Regions from separate parts of the Homo sapiens genome. Here region 2 is linked to region 1. A link is an interaction called in ENCODE POLR2A ChIA-PET data of the cell type or tissue named here. Cell type or tissue: PC-3. All regions are shown on one strand. Links, peaks and the distances in the headings refer to the core of each region. The heading gives the core; the rest is flanking DNA.

Region 1 (4,388 bases), core at 151-4,150:
CCTCCTTCTGCCCCCCAGCCCCTCTGTCATTAGGCTGAGGTATAAAGATTAAGTTAATGGCGGGCGGAGAAAATCGGCTTTGTTGGCAAATTGTCTCTGATATTTATTTTGAACATTAAAACGAATCATTCGGACTAAAGAGGGCTCTAGTGCGTGGCCCATTAAAATGCATGCATTATGTATAACTCTCCCAGCTTCACCTCCAAGTATTATCAGCCTAAAAAGCAAACATGGTTTTTAAAGCCCCTTGTTTACGACATCCCATGACAGCTGATTAATGGCCACACTTTGGAGATCTGAAAGCTTAGTAACCCAAGCTAGAAAATTCAATCTTATTCTAATATAGATGGTTGGGGGGGCGGGAAGAGGAGGGGGGAGTGCAGCAAAATAGGAACAGAGCAGAGCTCTTCAAAACAGATCCAAGCAGAGAGCCATAATCACAGGAGCAGTATGAGCTGGGGCTTCTCACAGGGCATTGTCTGCGTTTCTTAGGGCTGCCACAGAAAATTACCACAAACTTAGTGGCTTAACACAACAGAAATGCAACCTCTTACAGCTCTGGAGGCCACAAGTCTGAAATCAAAGTGTCAGGAGCACCAGGCTCCCTCTGAACGCTCCAGGGGAGAACCGTTCTTTCCTCTTCCAGCTTCTGGGGGCTCCTGGAGATCCTTGGCTTGTGGCTACATCACTCAGATCTCTGCCTCTGTCTTCATTTCCCTTCCTCCTTGTGTCTCAGCATCTTTTCTGTTGCTTATGAGGACACTTGTCATTGGATTTAGGGACCAGCCTAATGCAGAATGATCTCACCTTGAGATCCTTACCTTAGTTGCATCTGCAAAAACCTTTATTCCAAATAAGGTCACATTCTGAGGTTCCAATAGACAGAACTTGTGAAGGGACTCCATTCAACCACCAACCTGCTGCAGGTTTCTTCCAGCTCCCAGCATGGCCCTCCTTTTCTTACGACAGTCTTGGGACCAACCAGGCCTGCAGATTCTACCGGATCCAAGGAAACTCAGCCATCTATTCACACTTGCGCATCCTCCCTGCCACCTCCTTAACTCTGGCTTCAGCCAACCTCAGCACTAATGTCTCTGCTGCGTCACTCACCCCCTTCCAGTGTGTCCCTTTTAAGGAGCCCATCTGGTCCTGTTGCTTCTCCTCTTGGCGACACAATTGCTACCATGGCATCTTACACTTCGCCTTCATAGCCTCTTGCAGCACTTCATTAGTAGAGTTCCTTGTTTTGTCAACACTTACATGTTGGACTGTTATGGCTAGCCTGACCAAATCCCTCCTGTAGCAGTTAAAAAACTCCACCCACCAGGCACAGCCCTGCATGATGGGTCCCGCCTCTCCATCTCAGCCTCCTCTCCTTCCCTCCTCTCCCCTGATCACTCAATGGGCTCCAGCCACAGCAGCCTCCTTCTATTCCTTCAGAATGCAAGCCCAGACCTACCTCAGGGCCTTTGCACATGCTGTTTGCTCCACTGGAAATGCTCTTTCTCCAAATCTTCCCCATCTGGCTTAGGTGCACCAAGCAGGACTCAGTTCAAATGGCACCTGCTGGGAGAGGCCTTTCCTGACCCTCTTTCCACCAGTCCCCAGACCAATCACTCTTCCCCTCTTTTGTTATCTTCATTGCAATTGTCACTGTCCCAGGTCATCTGGCACCTCTGGTTTCATTTTCATTTTGGTTTTGGTTGCTTTCTGATTTATTCTCTGTCCTCCCCAGCTAAAAAAGTAAGCTTTCTGAGGATAGGGACCTTGACTATCTCATTCTCTACTCTCTCCCCGTGGCCTAGGATGCTGCCCCATCACCTCTGCCATCTGTTGGATGAGCAATGAGTGTTTGTCTTCCACAAATTCTATAAACTCCATGACAGGATTAGTGTGATTAGTGTGTCTGTGTCCCTGGAGCCTTGCTCAGTTTCCAGGACAGAGCAAGCTCTTAATAAATTCACTGCCTGTAGCTCTCTCTGTGTTACAGGTGAGAAAGCACCCTTTGGAGAACTTCTAAGATCATCCAGGTTTTCATCTAAAGGCAGCACTGTCAGCTTCTCTCTCTCTCTTTCTCTCTCTCTCTCTCACAAATACACACACACACTCTCTTTCTCATACACACAGTCTCTCTCTGTCTCTCTCTCACACACACACAGTCTCTCTCTGTCTCACACACACACACTTCTCTCTCACACACACATACACACACTGTCTCTCAAAAACACACACACAAACACACACACATTCTCTCTCACACAAACACACATGCACACACAGTCTCTCACACACACACATACACAAACTGTCACTCACACACACACACATACACACATACACACACACATACTCTGTCTCTCTCTGTCTCTCTCTCTCTCCTTGGAAGTCCCCTACATTTATTCACATGTTCATTTTGCAACATTTACTGTGCGCTTGCTGTGACTCAGGCTCTACTCTGACCCTGGAGGTGCGATGCTGAGCAAGCCAGTGCAGCCCTACCCTTGCAGAGCTGACATCCTGGTGGAGACACCCCTTTTTGTCTGTACCTATCCTAAACCATCTCTGGCAGAGCAGCAAAACACATCCCTTTTCTAAGTCTTAGTTTCCTTACTGTCTGATGGGGGCAAAATCTAACCTATCAGGCTGGAAGCCCCAGGGCCAAATATGAGATCTGAGAAATTATTTTGGAAAGGAGAGGCCCCATAGTGTCTCTAGCCTGTCCCTTTTCCTAGTCCCCCTCTGCTCTCTGACTACACCCTCTCCTGTCTCTGCCCATGTCCTAGTGTCCCCATTAGATGAACAGACCTGAACTCAAACCCACCTCTGTGTGCGAACATAAAAAAAATCACCTAGCCTTGCAAAGCCTGCACTTCCTCGTCTGCAAGATGGAGATAATATTGTCTACACACCGGTGTGGGAAGGATAGAACGGGACATGCTTCATAAAGTTCCTGGCAGTCTCCAGGCACTCAGTCATGTTTCTGCTCCCCTGGAATACCCTCATTCCTCCAACTGCCTAATGCCTGCCCATCCCTCAAAGTCCAAGCCAAGTGCCTCTCTTGAGAAGCCCCCTGACCCCCTTCCTGGAGTCCCTCACATGCCCACCTTCTGTCCACACTGCCCAACCCTGTTAGCCACTCTCCGTTTTCCTCCAGGGCACACGTTTGGAGCAATAATCAGACCAGTCCTCAGCATCCCCTACAGTGCCTGATGCTGCTGGACATCACTGATGTGCCCCGGCAGGGGCTCAGACAGAATTTTGATTCACATTTGCTCCCTGACCACCTACTCCCACCAGGCACTGTGCCAGGTTCTGGGGGCACAGCAATGATGTGGTTTCCAAGCCAAAGGCACTCACATCTAGGAAAGACACAGACACACTAGCAAACCCCTCCCGTGCAGTGTTGCACAGGAGAAATTGGGAGGCCTTCCTAGAAGAGCAGAGCTTTCAAGGAGACTTTCTTGGCTGAGTGAAAACATTCACTGTATCAATGTGTTCCTGGAAAGGTTCACAGGGATTAGCGTTTCCACTGGCATCTACCGTCAGTCCACGAGTCCTTAATCCTGACTTCTTAATTGGTGACGGCTAGGTTCTGGTTGTCTGGTCCCTGGTTCTTGATCATGTAATTTAAGATTTGTAAACACACAAATGGGATGGAGTCAGAGACTGTTTACTTCTGGGACCCTTCGTGCCAGTAGGAGGGTTGCTGACCTGAGTCACCCCTTCCTTACTAGGTTTGTTTGAAAAACTAGAATTGTATTGCTTATATATTTTCCAAAACACTCAAAAGGCAGAATGTTTGTCTTGAAAGCTCTTTCTTATCCAGTAAGAAAATATTTTATCCACACATCAATGTCATTTTCCCCATTTGTTGGAGAGGAAGCTGAGACAGAGGGAGGACTGACGGGCCCAGGTTTCCCCAGTGGATCAGTGCTGGGCCAGGACTAGAACCAGGCGCCTGTTGTGCAGCCCAGGACTCTACCTGCATCCTCTGCCCTCACACCAGGGCCCCTGGGAGAGGAGGCATTGCTGTGGGTTTGTCTTAATCAACTCTTTCCTGCCTCCCTGAGAGGAAGGCCTTCTCCCTTCCCAGCCAGTGGGGAAGAGCAGCCCTTCCACCTTCTGAAGGCCAGGGAGGGAGGCGAGGTGGCGCTGAGGGATGAAAGCAGAGCTCCCAGGGAGGTCTGTGAACTGATGGAGGGTTGGTGCCACTGTGCTTGGGAGGCAGTCATTTAGCTTAATAACTGTGAATTGGGGGCTGCAGCCATGACACAGCCATCCCCGGCCCCCCACAGGGAGACTGCTGAGCTGAGCTCTTAGCAGGGCCACCCCTCCCAGGGTGCCCTTTGTGGGAAGAACAGCAATTGCCTGCTTTTGATGTCTGTTCT
Region 2 (4,388 bases), core at 84-4,083, 81 kb after region 1:
GGACAAGTGCAGATTTATAGCCAAGGAGGAAGGAGGTCAGTGAACAGAAAATTACTAAGGAGGCATCAAGTGTGGGAGAATTCTGGCTGAAACACTCTAAAAGGATTTCTGCTGAAGGCAGTCCAGGTAATCAGATACCCTGGGTAAGGAGCAAGGATTTTTTTTATCAGATTCATGAGTGATCAAGTATCAAGGGTGAGGGATTCTTGCTAAACTAACTTAGCACAAGGCTCTTTGCCAAAATAGAACTTTGCAAGGAAGCACACAGATGGGCCTAAGAAAAAGTTCAGACACCTACATTTTGTCAAGCAAAGAATCTCTGTCAGAAGCTATGATAATTCAGTAAATGGAAAAGCAGAGAGAGGCCAGGCACGATGGCTCATGCCTGTAATCTCAGCACTTTGGGAGTCTAAGGTGGGCAGATCACCTGAGGTCGGAAGTTCAAGACAAGCCTGGCCAACATGGCGAAACCCCATCTCTACCAAAAATACAAAAATTAGCCGGGCATGGTGGTGTATTCCTGTAATCCCAACTAATAGGGAGTCTGAGACATGAGAATGGCTTGAACCCAGAAGGTGGAGGTGAGCCGAGATCACGCCACTGCACTCCAGCCTAGGTGACAGAGCAAGGCTCTGTCTCAAAAAAAAAAGAAAAGGAAAGGAAAGAAAAGCAGAGAGATTCAAGAGGATATTTAATTCAAGAAGCAAGAGACATAAGACATGAAACAAGTACAAAGTATGATGAAAAACAGAACAAGAAAAAAGTTGTTGGAAATTTAAAATAAGATTATTGAAATAAAATTTTCCATAAGGGTTAGAAGACAGTCAAGGAAATTCTCCATAAAGTATATGTGCAAAAACAATTGAGGAAAGAATCCAGTGATTCACCCAAGAAGTCTAAAGAAAAGGCGAGAGAGGAACTTCATCAGAGAGATGTCTTCTGACAGTGATGGGACAGGCATTTCAGACAGAGGGAACAGCATGCACGAAGACACAGAGGCCTGAGAGAGCACGAGCTGTTTAGGAGACTACAAACAGTTCTGTGTAACAGAAGGACAGGATGCCTGAAAGGAAAGGAAAGGCAGTGAGATCTGAGGTAGATCCAGAAAGGTATTGTGAATAACACACAAAAGTGTTGGCCTTTAACCTACAGGCTTGTGAGAGTTTTTTAAACAGAAGAGTAAGATGATCAGGTTCGCAATAAGGAAAGATTCGTCTACAGTCCAAAATATAAGACATGAGCTGTTCCAGTTACCAGTTGCTGAGTGACAAATCACCACAAACAGTGGCTTAAAACAAAACAACAATGGTCTTGGCCAGGCGTGGTGGCTTATGCCTGTAACCCCAGCACATTGGGAGGCTGAGACAGGCAGATCATTTGAGGCCAGGAGTTCGAGACCAGCCTGGCCAACAAGACGAAACCCTGTCTCTACTAGAAATACAAAAATTAGCTGGGTGTGGTGGCGCAGGCCTGTAATCCCAGCTACTCAGGAGGCTGAGGCATGAGAATCGCTTGAATCCAGGAGAGGAAGGCTGCAGTGGACAAAGATTGCACCACTGCACTCCAGCCTGGGCGACAGTGAGACTGTCTGGGGGGCTGTTGCAGGGAGGAGTCTTATTTTTGCTTGCAAATCTGCAATTTGGACAGGTCTTGATGGGGACAGTTGTCTCTGCTCCATGTGGCACCAGCTGAAGAGGTTCAAAGGCTGGGAATGACTCGATGGCTTCAAGGCTGGAATTAAAATAGCCGCTGCAGCTCCTGCCTTACATCCCCTTCAGGAAAAGTGAGAGAACAGCTTTCCCTAAATTCCCAGCAAATGTCTCATTGAGCCTCAGAGCATCTGATTGGGTCTCACATATACATCACTGAGCCAATCACCATTGCCCAGTTAATGCAGTGCAATGACTGGCCCAGCTCAGCCTTGGTCACATGCTGGCCCCTCGCTTGAGCTGGAGAGAAGCCCCATGGTAGCACGGATTGAGAGTGGCAAATGAGAGCATCCCCAAATGATAGGCAGAGGGGAAAACAAGATGGATCCTGGAGGGCAAGCATCAAGCATGTAGGCCTCTTGATCTCCTTGCTACTCCCCTCCCCTTCTGCCTGCTCCTCCATGGAAGGAAGCACCCTGCTCCCATGTCTTGCTGGGTGGAAGGAATGGTAATTCCTGTAACTGGAGAGCTCTGTACTCAGAAGGGCCGTTTACACTCTGCTCAATACGACTGATGAAGCATAAACTAATTAATTCTTAGAGTGGGAGCATCCCTATCAGGTTTCTCCCAAATAGTAATGAATCATTATCAGCTAAAACCTTAACATCTGTTTAATCAATCCACTGCTAGTCACATGCTATTAATGTCAACTGCACTGTTGCCCCAGTACCGGGCAGCCTGGATCCCCAAGTCCCAGAGTCTCATTAGCCTGTGTGGCCAGAGGACTTCGGGCCTGTAAGAGGATGAGAATGTTTTTTTACCAGCACTCGGGTGAGGTTTGTTGGGGGATGGCTCGAGGGCGCAGTGAAACAGTGACCTATTTCCAACTCTTTATAATCGGAAAATCTCGGAGCTGAAGGGAACTTGGAGCCAAATGCTCTTCCAATCTCCTCTTACACACCTCTGCTCATGGTGAGCTCATGATTTCACATGGCAGCACATACCATTTTACACATCTGACTATTAGAATTTCTCAGTCTGTGCCCAATTAATTAGTTAATTATATCCAAATTTGAGACAGCTTGAATGGTTGTGTCCAACGCCAAGGGGTAAAATGAACAGCAAAATAAATCAAGGAATATGACTAGCATGATTAACGTTAGAAAAGTAAGCCATCCCATTCTATAGAGCTACAAATTTGATATGAAGCTTCCTTGTGGCCAAAAGAAAGAGGGAACCACCATTCCTTACGAATCGCAGCATCAGTAAGAAATAAATAAAAGATACACAGATCATTAGACAGATACACAGATAACAAAAAAAAGTTAAAACAACTTGTTACTGAAGTTTGTTTTTCCTGAACGTGTTTATTCATACTGAACCAAAATCTATCTCCCTCTAATTTCTACACATCAATTTAACTCAACAGACATTTAAGAAAGCCCCAGTGACTATCTTATTCCACAGACTCTCAGTGTCTGTGCTGAGCAAGACATCACATGTGCTCTTTGGCGTTCATACTCCCTAACTCATATCCTTTATTCCCTTTGAGACCTTCAGCAAGTTTCTTAACTCGTGAGCTTCTGTTTCCTTGTCATAACATGGAAACAGACAGCCCTACTTTGCAGGGTGGGTGGTACAAATGATATATGAGCTCTGCTCCAGCCCTCAAAGATTGAGTCCTACTGTACCTGTTCGATCTTATCATCAACCACTCCCTTTCATAAACTGTTTGAGGTGAATCTACCTTCCCGGTATATCCCCCAGTTTCCACTTCTCAGTCTCTCTTGCTCAAGCTGCGTCTTCCACTCAGAATGCCTTCCTCCCTACTCCTACTCCTACTCCCACCTCCAATCCATAAATCCTGCCCACCCTTCACAGCCCAACTCCAATGCCAGCTCCTACCGGAAGTCTACTAGGATTCCTACAGCTGCTAATTATATTTACCTTCCCCAAATCCTTTAGCTCATATCTTCACCTCCCTTCAGACTAGTGTATCCACTCAGAAATTCTTTTCTAAATTTAAATTTCCTTTCTAAACTTAAATTTCTCAGGAAGTCTAAATGTTTTCCAAATCTCAATTCCCTGAGAAAAATTGAGAAAACAAGAGAAATATCATAATTTTCCTGTGAGAATTAGAGCTTATCAGTTCAAAGACATTACTGGTTCAAAGGAATTCACTGATGTCGAGCCACTCCCAAAAATAGGAAACGCTGACATCCAGAGTTGAGGATCAAGTCTGACATCAGTCAATCTTACATGTAACTGTCGTCATGTTATTGTTGTGTGTTTGTTGCTCTTTTTGCTGTGATCAATGAGTTATTCTTGCAAATAAAATAATATTAACATGTTCGTATGCATAGTATACTTTACACAAATTCTATGAGTGGTGTTCCAAGAAATAAGTTTTGGAAACAAAAGAGAAGTCCCTAAATTCATAATTTTGATATATGATTCTGCATGGTACTGTTAACCTTGCTAGGAGATCTCGATGTTACATTATTTAAATACTGTCCAGTAATGTTCCCTGGCATTTTCCCATGGTTTAATATCCACTATGGGCTACAGTTCTACTCTACTAACTTCATATTTCTTATTTCTTAAACAAAACTGTAGCTATACATAATAATGAGCAGACAGAATAAAGAATGTTAGTATCTTAAGAATAACTTATGATTTTAAAAATTGCCAAGAATCCCTTGGAGTTCTGATTTTCTTTTCTTTTTCTTTTTCTTTTTT

The links. Peaks named below come from ENCODE experiments on the same cell type or tissue, not always from the same donor. Only the 100,000 strongest peaks of a DNase experiment are listed, where the experiment ranks them.
Region 2: POLR2A ChIA-PET joins it to region 1 with 6 read pairs; 2 of 35 experiments call an interaction of 5 or more read pairs at or near these places.

What each region holds. Positions count from the first base shown.
Region 1 is chr10:78,195,132-78,199,519 of GRCh38, reverse strand. No RefSeq gene overlaps it. Among named protein-coding and RNA genes, the nearest start is that of LINC00856, 51 kb to the left of the region's middle. In PC-3, for the core only: no CTCF peak of the experiment used is centred there; a DNase peak (open chromatin) is centred at 2,429; H3K27me3 peaks cover 2,455 bases.
Region 2 is chr10:78,114,438-78,118,825 of GRCh38, reverse strand. No RefSeq gene overlaps it. Among named protein-coding and RNA genes, the nearest start is that of RPS24, 83 kb to the right of the region's middle. In PC-3, for the core only: no CTCF peak of the experiment used is centred there; no DNase peak of the experiment used is centred there; H3K27me3 peaks cover 3,900 bases.